Regions from separate parts of the Homo sapiens genome. Here region 1 is linked to region 2. A link is a loop called in an ENCODE intact Hi-C map of the cell type or tissue named here. Cell type or tissue: ascending aorta. All regions are shown on one strand. Links, peaks and the distances in the headings refer to the core of each region. The heading gives the core; the rest is flanking DNA.

Evidence for each region. Peaks named below come from ENCODE experiments on the same cell type or tissue, not always from the same donor. Only the 100,000 strongest peaks of a DNase experiment are listed, where the experiment ranks them.
Region 1: it touches region 2 in a loop (2.6-fold over the local background); 4 of 110 quality-filtered maps call a loop at or near these places.

Annotation. Positions count from the first base shown.
Region 1 is chr19:38,386,972-38,392,771 of GRCh38, forward strand. It overlaps GGN (gametogenetin), which reads right to left and starts at 1,063. Exons shown (of 4, transcript NM_152657.4): 1 at 1,004-1,063; 2 at 790-851; 3 at 1-309. The coding sequence starts at 290. SPRED3 (sprouty related EVH1 domain containing 3) reads left to right here and starts at 1,726. Exons shown (of 6, transcript NM_001394336.1): 1 at 1,726-1,836; 2 at 3,328-3,508; 3 at 4,975-5,143; 4 at 5,241-5,317. The coding sequence starts at 3,332. RefSeq lists silencers at 859-1,098, 2,558-2,852. In ascending aorta, for the core only: no CTCF peak of the experiment used is centred there; DNase peaks (open chromatin) are centred at 750, 1,210, 2,330 and 2,810; H3K4me3 peaks cover 3,033 bases; H3K27ac peaks cover 3,599 bases.
Region 2 is chr19:38,717,095-38,722,094 of GRCh38, forward strand. It overlaps ACTN4 (actinin alpha 4), which reads left to right. Exons shown (of 21, transcript NM_004924.6): 10 at 1-222; 11 at 833-980; 12 at 4,444-4,594. All of the region lies in intron 1 of LOC107985291 (a long non-coding RNA gene), which reads right to left. Among named protein-coding and RNA genes, the nearest start is that of CAPN12, 25 kb to the right of the region's middle. RefSeq lists enhancers at 662-1,507, 1,542-2,262. In ascending aorta, for the core only: a CTCF peak has its summit at 1,960 (motif pointing left); DNase peaks (open chromatin) are centred at 2,077 and 2,185; H3K27ac peaks cover 4,590 bases.

The sequences.
Region 1 (5,800 bases), core at 468-5,467, 330 kb before region 2:
GGTGGTGCAGAGACCGCGGCCGCCTCTTCAGGAGGGGGCATCACTGGAGAGGGCCGTTCTAAGGTGAGGGGCAGGGTCGAGGGTGAGGCCTGGGGCTCCCGGGGTACCATGAGTCCCGGGGGTGTGGCGCTGCCAGGGAACCAGACACCCAGCCCACGAGTCAGGCGCATGGCCTGGGAGGTCATCTCGGGCTCCACCAGGGACGTCCGGCGGGAGTCGGGGGCGCGGTCCGAGGGCTGCACTTTTCGGGAGCCCCCGCCCGCGGATGGCTCCGACTGCAAGTTCCCCATTTCTGACGGAGCTCGGAGACTAGTCAGAAAAATTTACTCCAGTCAGCCTGCCAGGGCCGTGGGGACCCTACGAGGCTGGCTGTACTTGATCTAATGCGTCCGCACCGGCCCCGCCCCTGTTCTCCAAGATCCGATCAGGCCCAAGTCCTTAGGTCGCACTCCTGTTCCCCGACCTTCGACACTCACGCCTTCTTGCCCATGTCCCCAACACAGCTGCTGTTAAGATACTTCACTACCAGCCCCATTATGTACTAAGGTTCCATGCCTGTCCCCTTGGCTGGTCATGCTGATCCCTCAGTCCTCTCCTCTAACTCTCCGACTCCCCGCCTCTCTCTAGAGCACCTGGGTCCCGCCCTCTTCCCAGGCAGGGGCAGATCCTCAGGCCTCACCCCTAAACCTCTTCCCGCTCCAGGTCTACTAGCTGGCATCCACAGTCAAGCTCCACCCCTGTCCCCAAGCTCCGCCCTGGCCCCGCCTCCCCCCAGAGGAACCCACTCACCGAGTCCTCCAGCCGAGCAGAGTTCAGACCGCGGCGCCCTGGGCCCGGGGCAGGGCAGGGAACTGCCGTAGCAGAAAATAACCGAAAAGAACGGGGGTGCGGGTGAAGGCAAGTGGGCGAGACAACTAGGGCGGACCCCGAGATGTAGGCCCCGCCCCCGGAGCTCGAGGCCCCGCCCTCCTGCGAGCCCGCGGGAGCCCGGCCCCTTACGAACCTAGGTCTCCCCTTGAAATACTCCGAGGTCTTGTTCCTCGCCCCCAGGCCTTCTGGTTCTAAGCTCCACCCCTTTGGGTTGTTCTCCTTAGCCCCTCCCCTTTAGAATGTCCCGCCCCTCTCATTCCCTCCCGAGGCCCCGCCCACGCGAACACCGATGCGTCGCTCCTCCCCTTTGGACCTCTCATCTGCCCCGCCCCTAAGGCAATTTACCTCTAAGCTCCGCCTTTTTAAGACCCGGCAACATCGCTTCTCAAGACCCTCTCCTTCCCCCCGGGCGCCGAGAAGGCCCATCCACCGTGGGCCCGCCCCTTCGTGACGCACGCACTAGTCCTCGCCTGCAGCATCCAAACCTCCTTATACCCAGGCCCTCCAACCCCACCCACTTGTGAAGGCTCCCCTCTCGCCCCACCCCTTATCGAACTCTGCCAGGCACCCAAGCCACAGCGTAGACCACCACCTCTTTAGAACCTTGAGACCAGTCCCTGTCCCTGCCCCGTCCCCTCCTCATAGCATTAGAGACCAATGGCGCAGATGGGTGGAAAAGTGGGGGATCCCCTCTGGATCTTAAGAAAATGGGGGCTGGGGGGTTGCTCTCTGGAGCTAGTGCCGGGCTCTAGGACCCAGCAGGCAAGTAAGCCCGCCTCGCTCTTACCCCTCCCCCAAGCCGCCCCTTCCCCCCCCACCCGTCTTCCAGGTTCCCCCTCCCTCCCCCCTCGCCCCGGCTCCCGGTGCCCGTCTCCAGCGCCGCCGGAGCCAGCCAGGGAGCCGGAACGAAAAGGAGGAGGAGGAGGCCGCGTCGCCGCCGCTCGGAGCCCGGCCGGAGCCTCGCAGGCAGGTGCCGAGGGGGGCGAGGGGGCGGGGGCTGACAGACTGCCTGCCCCGATGAGGGGGCGGCCGTGACCGCGCTGCGCCTTCTGCCCACCCAGGCGCCCCCAAGGCCCCGGCTAGGAGGACTAGAGAGTGGGGACCCCCCAAACTGCGCGGCAGCCATTCAGGGTACCAGTCTTCATTTGTGGGGTCTGGACTTTCTCCGAGGATGCCCCATTCACAAAATTCCGTCCTGGACCCTCACCGTTGAGGAACGCTGAGGACCACTCCCCCCGGGGGACACAGGATGTGTGGGGAGCGTAGGCCACCCTGAAATGCCAGTGCCCCATTCCAGCTAGGCCCTGGGGGGACCCCTGCTCTCATTCCCTGCTTCACCTGTTGTCGGGGGAGGCGGGCGGACAAAGGAAGCAGCGTCACGTGACTGCTCATTCACAAAATCCCATCCCATTGAGAAAAGGGGGCTGGGGGCGCTGCAGCCGCCCCTTCCCCTCCTGAAGGGCCCGGGAAACCCAGCAGCCTGCAGGTGGGGGAGGGGGCTAGAGCTCGTCCGGGTCCCTAAGGTTGGGACGCCAGGGTCCCTGTGCTGGATGGCAGTGAAGGGCTGGACACTGATCCCGATTACTGGGCGGAGGGCTACGTCCTCTGAGCTGGGGGGCGGGGTAAAATGGTTCTGAAGGATGCTGGGGCTGGGGGGCGGGAAGGGAAGAGGGAGGAAGGATCAATCTGCCCCCCCATCCCATCTTTCCCCCCTGGCTTCCCTCGGCTGGGGCCTGGGGGAGCAGCCTTGATTTTTGTGAATGAAATGCTCTCTGGATGTGTCTTCGGTCGCCCGTTTCTGACTTCCTCTGCCTCCGTCTCCCTCTGAGCCTCTCTTTCTGGCCATTTCTGGTTCTCTCCCTGTTCCCTGCCCATCTCCCGTTGCTGGGTGACTCAGTGAGCTTTGCATCCGGTCTCATTCATAAATCCGGGAAGGGGTGGGTGGGGGGGAAAGAGCCTGGGTTTCTCACCCAGCCTGTGGCCTGGACGACAGGGTGCGGAGGCAGGGTTGGGAGAACAGGAGCTGAGTTGATGGGCCCAGAGAAAATATATATGCGCAGGCACCCAGCTGTGAGGGGGAGCACTGGGTGGGGCTGTGGGTATGTGCTGAGGGAGGAGAAGGGGGTGATAGGGATAAGCAGGAGGGGGAGGGAAGGGCAACACCAGGGCTATGGGGGTGGGGACGGAGAGATGGGGGAAAGGTGGGTACAGAGAGAAAGGGCAGACATGGAGAAGAAGATAGAGGTGAGAGAGAAGAGATGGCATGAGGAAGAAAGGAGCTGTGTGGAAGACGGTGGCCATGGGGTTGAAGGTGGGTATTGCTAGCTTAGGGTGCAGTGGACCTGGACGTGAGAGATGAAGTTGGAGGGGAGATGAGGGTTGAGGGAACATTCCATGGGAGAGCAGGGTTTGAGCTCATGACTGTGTTGTCCCTGTCCTTCCCCCCACCTCCTGCAGGTACATGGTGCGGGTCCGAGCTGTGGTGATGGCCCGAGATGACTCCAGTGGGGGCTGGCTGCCTGTGGGGGGCGGGGGCCTCAGCCAGGTGAGCGTGTGTCGGGTCCGAGGGGCCAGGCCCGAGGGGGGGGCCCGCCAGGGGCACTACGTCATCCACGGGGAACGCCTCCGGGACCAGAAAGTGAGCCACCCTGGGGCATGCGGGGAGGGTAGGGACCTGGGGAGGGAGGGGAGAGGGGCTGGCATGTGGAGCAGAGGTCAGGTTGCCTCCCAGCCTAGGAATCAAGCTGGGGTGTGAAGTTTGGGAGTGAATATCTGTCCTGTAGATAAGAGTTGGGAATTGCAGGATACATGGGGTGTTTGGAGGGTCCTGTCCACTGCCACTTCCAGCCAGACTATCCTCGCTGTCTCCCTGTACTGCTCCTCCTCCCCGCTCCAACCCCAGGCTGTTCCACAGGGGGCACTGCCCCCCCCCCCCCGCCCCGACTCACACCATGTCCCTCCTCTGCTCAAAACCCTCCATCTTGCTCAGAGATCCTTGCCACGAGGCCCTACACCACCTGGCCCCTGTCTGCCCTAAGTATAGTGAAGCATTTGCTGGGGTCCATTTGAAAGTGTCAGAGATGGTTGACAATTCTATACATGGGTTCATCAGGAATAACTGGGCTGTCGGGCACAATGTGGAGGGACAGTGTTGAATCAGTTTCAGCTAGGGATGTAGTAGAAAGATATGGATTGTGTGAAAGGCTTGGGGGAAAGGTTTTTTTTTTGGAGCAGGAGTCAGTGGAGGGATTTGAAATGGAGTGAAGGAATATGGTGATACTAGGCAAGGATTTGAGGGAACATCAATAGGGTGTTGGCTAGCATCTGAAGGGGAATCTGTGGAAGTCTGATAAGACTGTTTTGGAGTAAGTGCTGGCTGGGTACAGTGCCTATAATCCCAGCCACTCATGAGTCTGAGGCCGGAGGAATGCTTGAGTCCAGAGTTTGAGACCAGCCTGAGCAACACAGAGAGAGCTCATCTGGAAAAAAAAAAAAAAAAAGAGAGAGAGAATATTTTTTGGGTAAAGTTTCCAGAGATTATTATCAGAAGAGGATTCACAATAATATTGTGAGATGTTCAGTAAAGTCTGGGAAGTATTGTTGAGCCAGAGGGGGGATGTTGGGTTATCAGAAAGGGGTTAACAATGTTTTGGGCCATTCAGCAAGATTCGGGGTTTCTACAGGGGCATCAGAGGGAGGTATTAGGAAAATGTAGGGATCAAGGGGTTGGGAAAATATTTGAGCATCAGAGGTGTGTTCAGTAAAATTGGGCGTAGCTGGGTGTGGGGGTTCATGCCTGTAATCCCAGCACTTTGGGAGGCTGAGGCAGGAGGATCACTTGAGACTGGGAGGTTGATTCCGTAGTGAGCCCTGATCACACCACTGCACTCCAGCCTGGGTGACAGAGTAAGACTGTTTCAAAAAACAAAACAAGTAAAACTGGGGAGTCGTATCAGTGTTGATCAGAGTTCAGGGTTACACTTAGGGTTGGGAAATGAGGTTTGTGAGAAGACACTAGGGTATGCATGGGGGCTGGTGATGGACGAGACGTCACAGGCATGTCTGGGTTGGGGTATCTGACCCTGCTTTCCTTCTGCCCCTCAGACAACCTTGGAGTGTACACTGAAGCCAGGCTTGGTTTACAACAAGGTGAATCCCATCTTTCACCACTGGAGCCTGGGTGACTGCAAGTTTGGACTGACGTTTCAGAGCCCTGCAGAGGCTGATGAGTTCCAGAAGAGCCTGCTGGCTGCGCTGGCCGCACTGGGTCGAGGTGAGCAGCCCAGGTGATGTGCACTGTGGGCTGGCCTGGGAGCGGGAGGAGAAGCTGGGCTCAAGGAACTCACTCTCTGCCTCTCTCCCTGCCCCAGGCTCACTCACCCCCTCCTCCTCCTCCTCCTCCTCCTCTCCTTCCCAGGATACTGCAGAGACCCCCTGCCCTCTGACGGTGAGTGTCCAGGATGCCTCTCTGCTGGGGGAGGGTAGGGGTTTTGTTTTTATTCTATGAACATTCTTGAGCACCTACTGTGTAGCAGGCACCATGCCACACACCGGGTACACAAAATTGGGCCGGAACTATGAGTGTCAATTCAATCCCAGTTATTCTAGTCTTTCTGCCCTGTCATGATTCACACGTTCATTCAAGGGTCCTTATTGTGTACCTTCTGTATACCAGGCAGTGCTTTAGGCACTGGGTTACATCAGTGAACAAAAAGTTCCTTTCCTCCTGGAGCTTCTATTCTAGTGTGGAAAGGCAGAAAATTAAAAAAAATATATATATAAACAATAAAAATGAATAAATATTGAAAGTAAATGGATGAACAAATTATTGACAACCCCATGCTTCCAGTTACTCAGGCTCTAAATCTTGGAGTCATCCCTGACTCCTTATCTTTTATGCGTCTCATCTCATCTGTCAGCAAATATTGGT
Region 2 (5,000 bases), core at 1-5,000:
TGGATCCGGCGCACCATCCCCTGGCTGGAGGACCGTGTGCCCCAAAAGACTATCCAGGAGATGCAGCAGAAGCTGGAGGACTTCCGCGACTACCGGCGTGTGCACAAGCCGCCCAAGGTGCAGGAGAAGTGCCAGCTGGAGATCAACTTCAACACGCTGCAGACCAAGCTGCGCCTCAGCAACCGGCCCGCCTTCATGCCCTCCGAGGGCAAGATGGTCTCGGTGAGCACCAGGATTCACATGGGAGCAGCTGTGAGGGGCAGAGGCAGCCCTAGAACTGCCTGTGGGCAGTTTGGCCAGCGTAATCTTTCCTAAGTTGTTGATGTCCTGTGGGACATGGCATGGCCTTTCGGATGCAGTGGTCGGGGAGGGGTGCACTTCACTCGGCATTGTGCTCCCCTTTGGCCCTCACTCACTGTATTTTACACCCAGGGTTTTATACGCATCCCAAATCCTTGCCACGGGTTGTGTGGGTGTGGAGTGGTGTGAATTTGGAGCCGTGGTCTGCCATGATGGCATGACCGCCATGTGCTTGAGGCCCTTCATCAGCGGAGGGGCAGTGCGCCCTGGACGGTACCACCTCCCCATCTATGGTATTCATCCATTCATTCATGCACTCACCCGTTCACGCATTCATTTTGTTAATCCAGAATTGATTGTACCTGCTGAGTGCTGGGGGGCCCTGTGTAGGCATCCAGGTATAATAGCAAAGCATGACACAGACATGACCCCAGCCAAGTTCTGCCACCTTCCCATCAGCATCCCTTGGAGACATCCCCCTGGGTGCCTCCACTTCCTTGTGATAGCCCTGCCTGCTCCTGCCCTGCCCCAGGACATCAACAATGGCTGGCAGCACTTGGAGCAGGCTGAGAAGGGCTACGAGGAGTGGCTGCTGAATGAGATCCGCAGGCTGGAGCGGCTCGACCACCTGGCAGAGAAGTTCCGGCAGAAGGCCTCCATCCACGAGGCCTGGACTGACGGTACGGCCCAGCTCTGCCCCACTCTGCCCAGCCCCGCTCCCGTGCTCCCCTCCTGTCTCTCAGGCATGCATGGGTGTGCACACACAGCCCCCTGCCACGTTGGGTCTGTTTCTCAGGTGCCCTTTCTTGCTGCTTGGGAGCATGTGTGTGTGTCAGAAATGCTGCTTTAGAGCCAGGTTCAGTGGCTCACACCTGTAATCCCAGCACTTTGGCAGGCCAAGGCAGGAGGATCACTTGAGCCCAAGAGTTTGAGACCAGCCTGGGCAACATAGCGAGACCCTGCCTATACAAAAAAATTTTAGAATAATAAAATTAGCCAGGCATAGTGGTGCACACCTGTGGTCCCAGCTACTTTGGAGGCTGAGGTGGGAGGATTGATTGAGCCAGGGAGGTCAAGGCTGCAGTGAGCCGTGATTGTACCACTGCACTCCAGCCTGGGTGACAGAGCAAGACCCTGTCTCAAAAAAAAAGGAAAGAAATGCTGCTTTGGATTCCTTCAGCCCCAGAAAGCAGGGACCATTCAGGGGCCAGGTCCTCTTTGTTGCCCAGTCTGCCCTCGCCTCAGAGGTGGGACCCTGTCAGTCATCCAGGAACACAGCCAAGCCCCCTCCAGCACTTCAGGGAAGTGACCTTACACCCATCTGTTTGTCCCCTCTGCGTGTCTTCCCCATCCAGGGCGAGTGTGTGGGGCAGGCCTCTTCCATCCCCCGCACCCTGTGTTCAGAGTCGGCTTCCCTCTCCCACACCTCTGTGAGCGTGGACGGAAGGCTGGGGAGCCCATGTTCACTGGCACGTCCCTCAGGCTAGAGGAGGGCCTGCCTCCTGGGCCTGCTGCCGGACCACAGCCAGTGCTCACCCTCAGACAGTGCTCACCCACTGCCTTCGGCCCACCCTTCAGCATGGCCCACCTGTGAGCTCCTCCCACCTCCCATCCCTTCCCAGAGCCTCCTTCCCGGGCCTGGCTCCCCCTGCAGGAGCGCCACTGTGCTTTCTGTTCTCGGCAGCCCTGCAGCTGCCTGGCCGTTGGCTCCAGATGTGGGATTTCATCACGTCCCTGGCCCTCTTTTGGGTCATGCCAAGGTTGAGATTTCAGATCCCAGGGGTCTGGAAGCCTTCAGAAAGCTGCCAGTGCCTGGGAGAGCCACAAGAGCCACTCACAGGACTCCTCTCCCACTCTGGCCACCACCTTCCCAACACAGTCTCCCTGGCCCTCCGGCCGCCACTCCGCCCAGCTGAGCCCTTCCTTGCATTCCTGAGTGCATTTTCTCACCCCTCCCCACCCTGGCCCGCATGCGAGTGTGCAGCTCCACACGGCCTGCAGCCCTGGCCACGGCCCAGCTTGTGCCCTCCTCACATGAGCTCAGCTCGCCATTCCCGCGGCAGCTGCCAGCCTCAGAGCAGCCCAGCCCCTTTGCTACCAGGAAAGAGTGCGAGTGAGAGAGTGGATAGTGAGGGAGGAAGGGCCTGGCCAGGCCGGGTGCCGCACTTCCCTCTTGCCTGGCAGAAAGGCACCCATGTGAGGAGAGCGTGTTAGCACCGATGCCATCTTGTGTGGTTGGTGGCCTCCATCCATTCCCGGATTCACTCATTCGTTCAACAGACAGCTCAGGTGGCTCCAGCCGTCCTTATCCATGGAGGCCTGGGCGTCGCCCTGTGGCTGAACCTTCTGGGGGTCTTTCTGCCCACCCATCAGCTCTTCAGTCCCTCTACAGGGCTCCATGAGGCCCTGCAGATGGTTTCCTGAGGCCAAGGGGCTGGGTGTGGTGGCCCCACTGGCATTCCTCCCCTGGGAAGGGCTCTGGGGCAGCCTTCACCTGAGGTGTTTAGAAGCCAGCTCAGTCTCCGGCCAGGGCCCAGCTGGTTCAGCGGCCTCCACACGTCCCTGCCCCACCCCTACCTGACTGGGCATCCACGCGGGTCTGCCCATGGCGTCTGCCAGAGCCCCCAGGCAGGCTGGCCTACTAATTCCCAAGACTCAGAGCCTCTGTCCTCTCAAGTAGCAGTTACGTGAAACAGGACAGGCAGGCCCTCCACACCCCAGGGTCTGGTCGTAGCGGCCTCCTCCGCCCTGGGGTGGGTGGGCCACCTTCACTCCACACCCCTCACCATCCCCCACAGCCCGCAGCGGGAGGGTCGTCGTGGATGCTTCTCTGAGGGACTTGATTTCCTGGGAATACGACCAACCCCGAACGACCCCTTGTCCCCACTCCAGTTGTCCCTTGGCCTGGATCCCAGATAGCTGTGGCAATGGTCCGCTGCCCACATCCTCTCGGTGCACCCTTGCCAGGACTCTGCGGAGGCAGAGGGAGATGTCACCTGCTGTTTCTGGTTCCTGCCCCTGGGAGAAAGCAGTTGGAGAAGGGAATTGCAAGGCCGCCTTGTGGCTGAGCCTCCTGCCCCAGGGCTGCGCAGCAGGGCCGGTGGAGCCAGAGTCTCCCAGGCCTCCCACTTCTTGGCCATCAGTGCCAGAGCCGATCCTGTGGGGAGTCTGGTAGGTGCCTGACAGTTGAGACTGGGAGAGGCTGAGGTGAGGCTGGTACTGGCTCCATGCCTGCTGTGCTCGAACACCACCTCACTGAAACTTGAGAATAGTTCCATGCCACACAGGTACTGGGGCTGGCCCCATTTTACAGATGAAGGCACAGGCCCAGAGAGGCCTCGGTGGCTGCACTGGGCGGGCAGCTGTCAGGTGCTGGGACAGAGCTGAGGGGATCTCCGCTACCACTTGGGGGAAGCCCAAGGTGGTGTGCCTGAGGCAGGGCCCCTGTAGGAGCTGGGGTGCAGCCACCTTCCCAGGCTGGCATTTTCCCTGCGGTTCCCTAAAGACCTTCACTTGCTTGCAGGGCTTCCTTGAGCTTTGGTTCTGGGATGTGTAATTAGCCAGGATCAGGGACTAATAACAGCGTTCCTCCTTTCCTTTAAAGGGCCTGATGGTGGGCCCGCCCCAATGCACACAGGACACCTTAGGACAGCGTGGGGCACTTAGACGTGGAGAGGACCACCACCTGTGCGGGTGCAGGGTCAGGGTCCTAGAAGAAGCTGGCTCTGATGCTTCCCCTTCCCCAAGCCTGCTGGGACATGGGCTTTGACCCCGGGTGCTTCTCCGGATCAAAGCCCTCCAGAAACAGGTGCTACCTTTCTAAGCCGTGCTACCACGGCCCGATTTGTATGGTTTCCTACTAACAAAAGTTGCTAAGTTTAGGACACACAGGTTGAGATGGAATCTCTCTCTCAGGCTGAGCAACCCTGAAGTGTCCATCCAGGTCCATCCAGGTTACAGTTGGGCTTAGAGATCCCTGGAGGGTACGGAAGAAGATTCTGGAAGTTTCCATGCCACTGTCATTGGCATGGAAGGATGTGGGGTCCACAGTCTCTCTTTCCCTCCCTCTGCTTGGACAGCCCCTCCAGACTCCTGCCCCACAGCTGCCGTGCTGTGGTCTAAGCGTCTCTCTGCTCCTACCAGGGAAGGAAGCCATGCTGAAGCACCGGGACTACGAGACGGCCACACTATCGGACATCAAAGCCCTCATTCGCAAGCACGAGGCCTTCGAGAGCGACCTGGCTGCGCACCAGGACCGCGTGGAGCAGATCGCCGCCATTGCCCAGGAGCTCAAGTACGTGCGGGCTCAGGACACTATCATCACCTGGCTCTCACCACAGCCTGCCCAGACTGGTGGCGGCAGCACGCCGAGGCCCAGCCTGCCTCAAGGCCTGGAATAGGGTCCCCAGTGCCCCAACTGCACCTCCTTCCAGAAGCCAGGGAAGGGCCTTATGGGATGAGGCCTTTTGCCCATCCTGTCTCAGCCCCAGGTGGGACACCTGAAGGATTTGGATTCTCTAGCAGGAGGGAGGTGTCTGGCCCCTTGTCTTGATTCTTCAGGCTTTAGGGGTCCCTGGGGGTGTCACCTCTCCTGGCCACCCCAAGTAGGCCCTGGTCCCCTGATGGGATGGGCCCCAGCCTCCGTTGCTCCCAGCCATAGGTCCCTGAGGGAACCAGGCTGCACAGTGAGCCTATTGTTC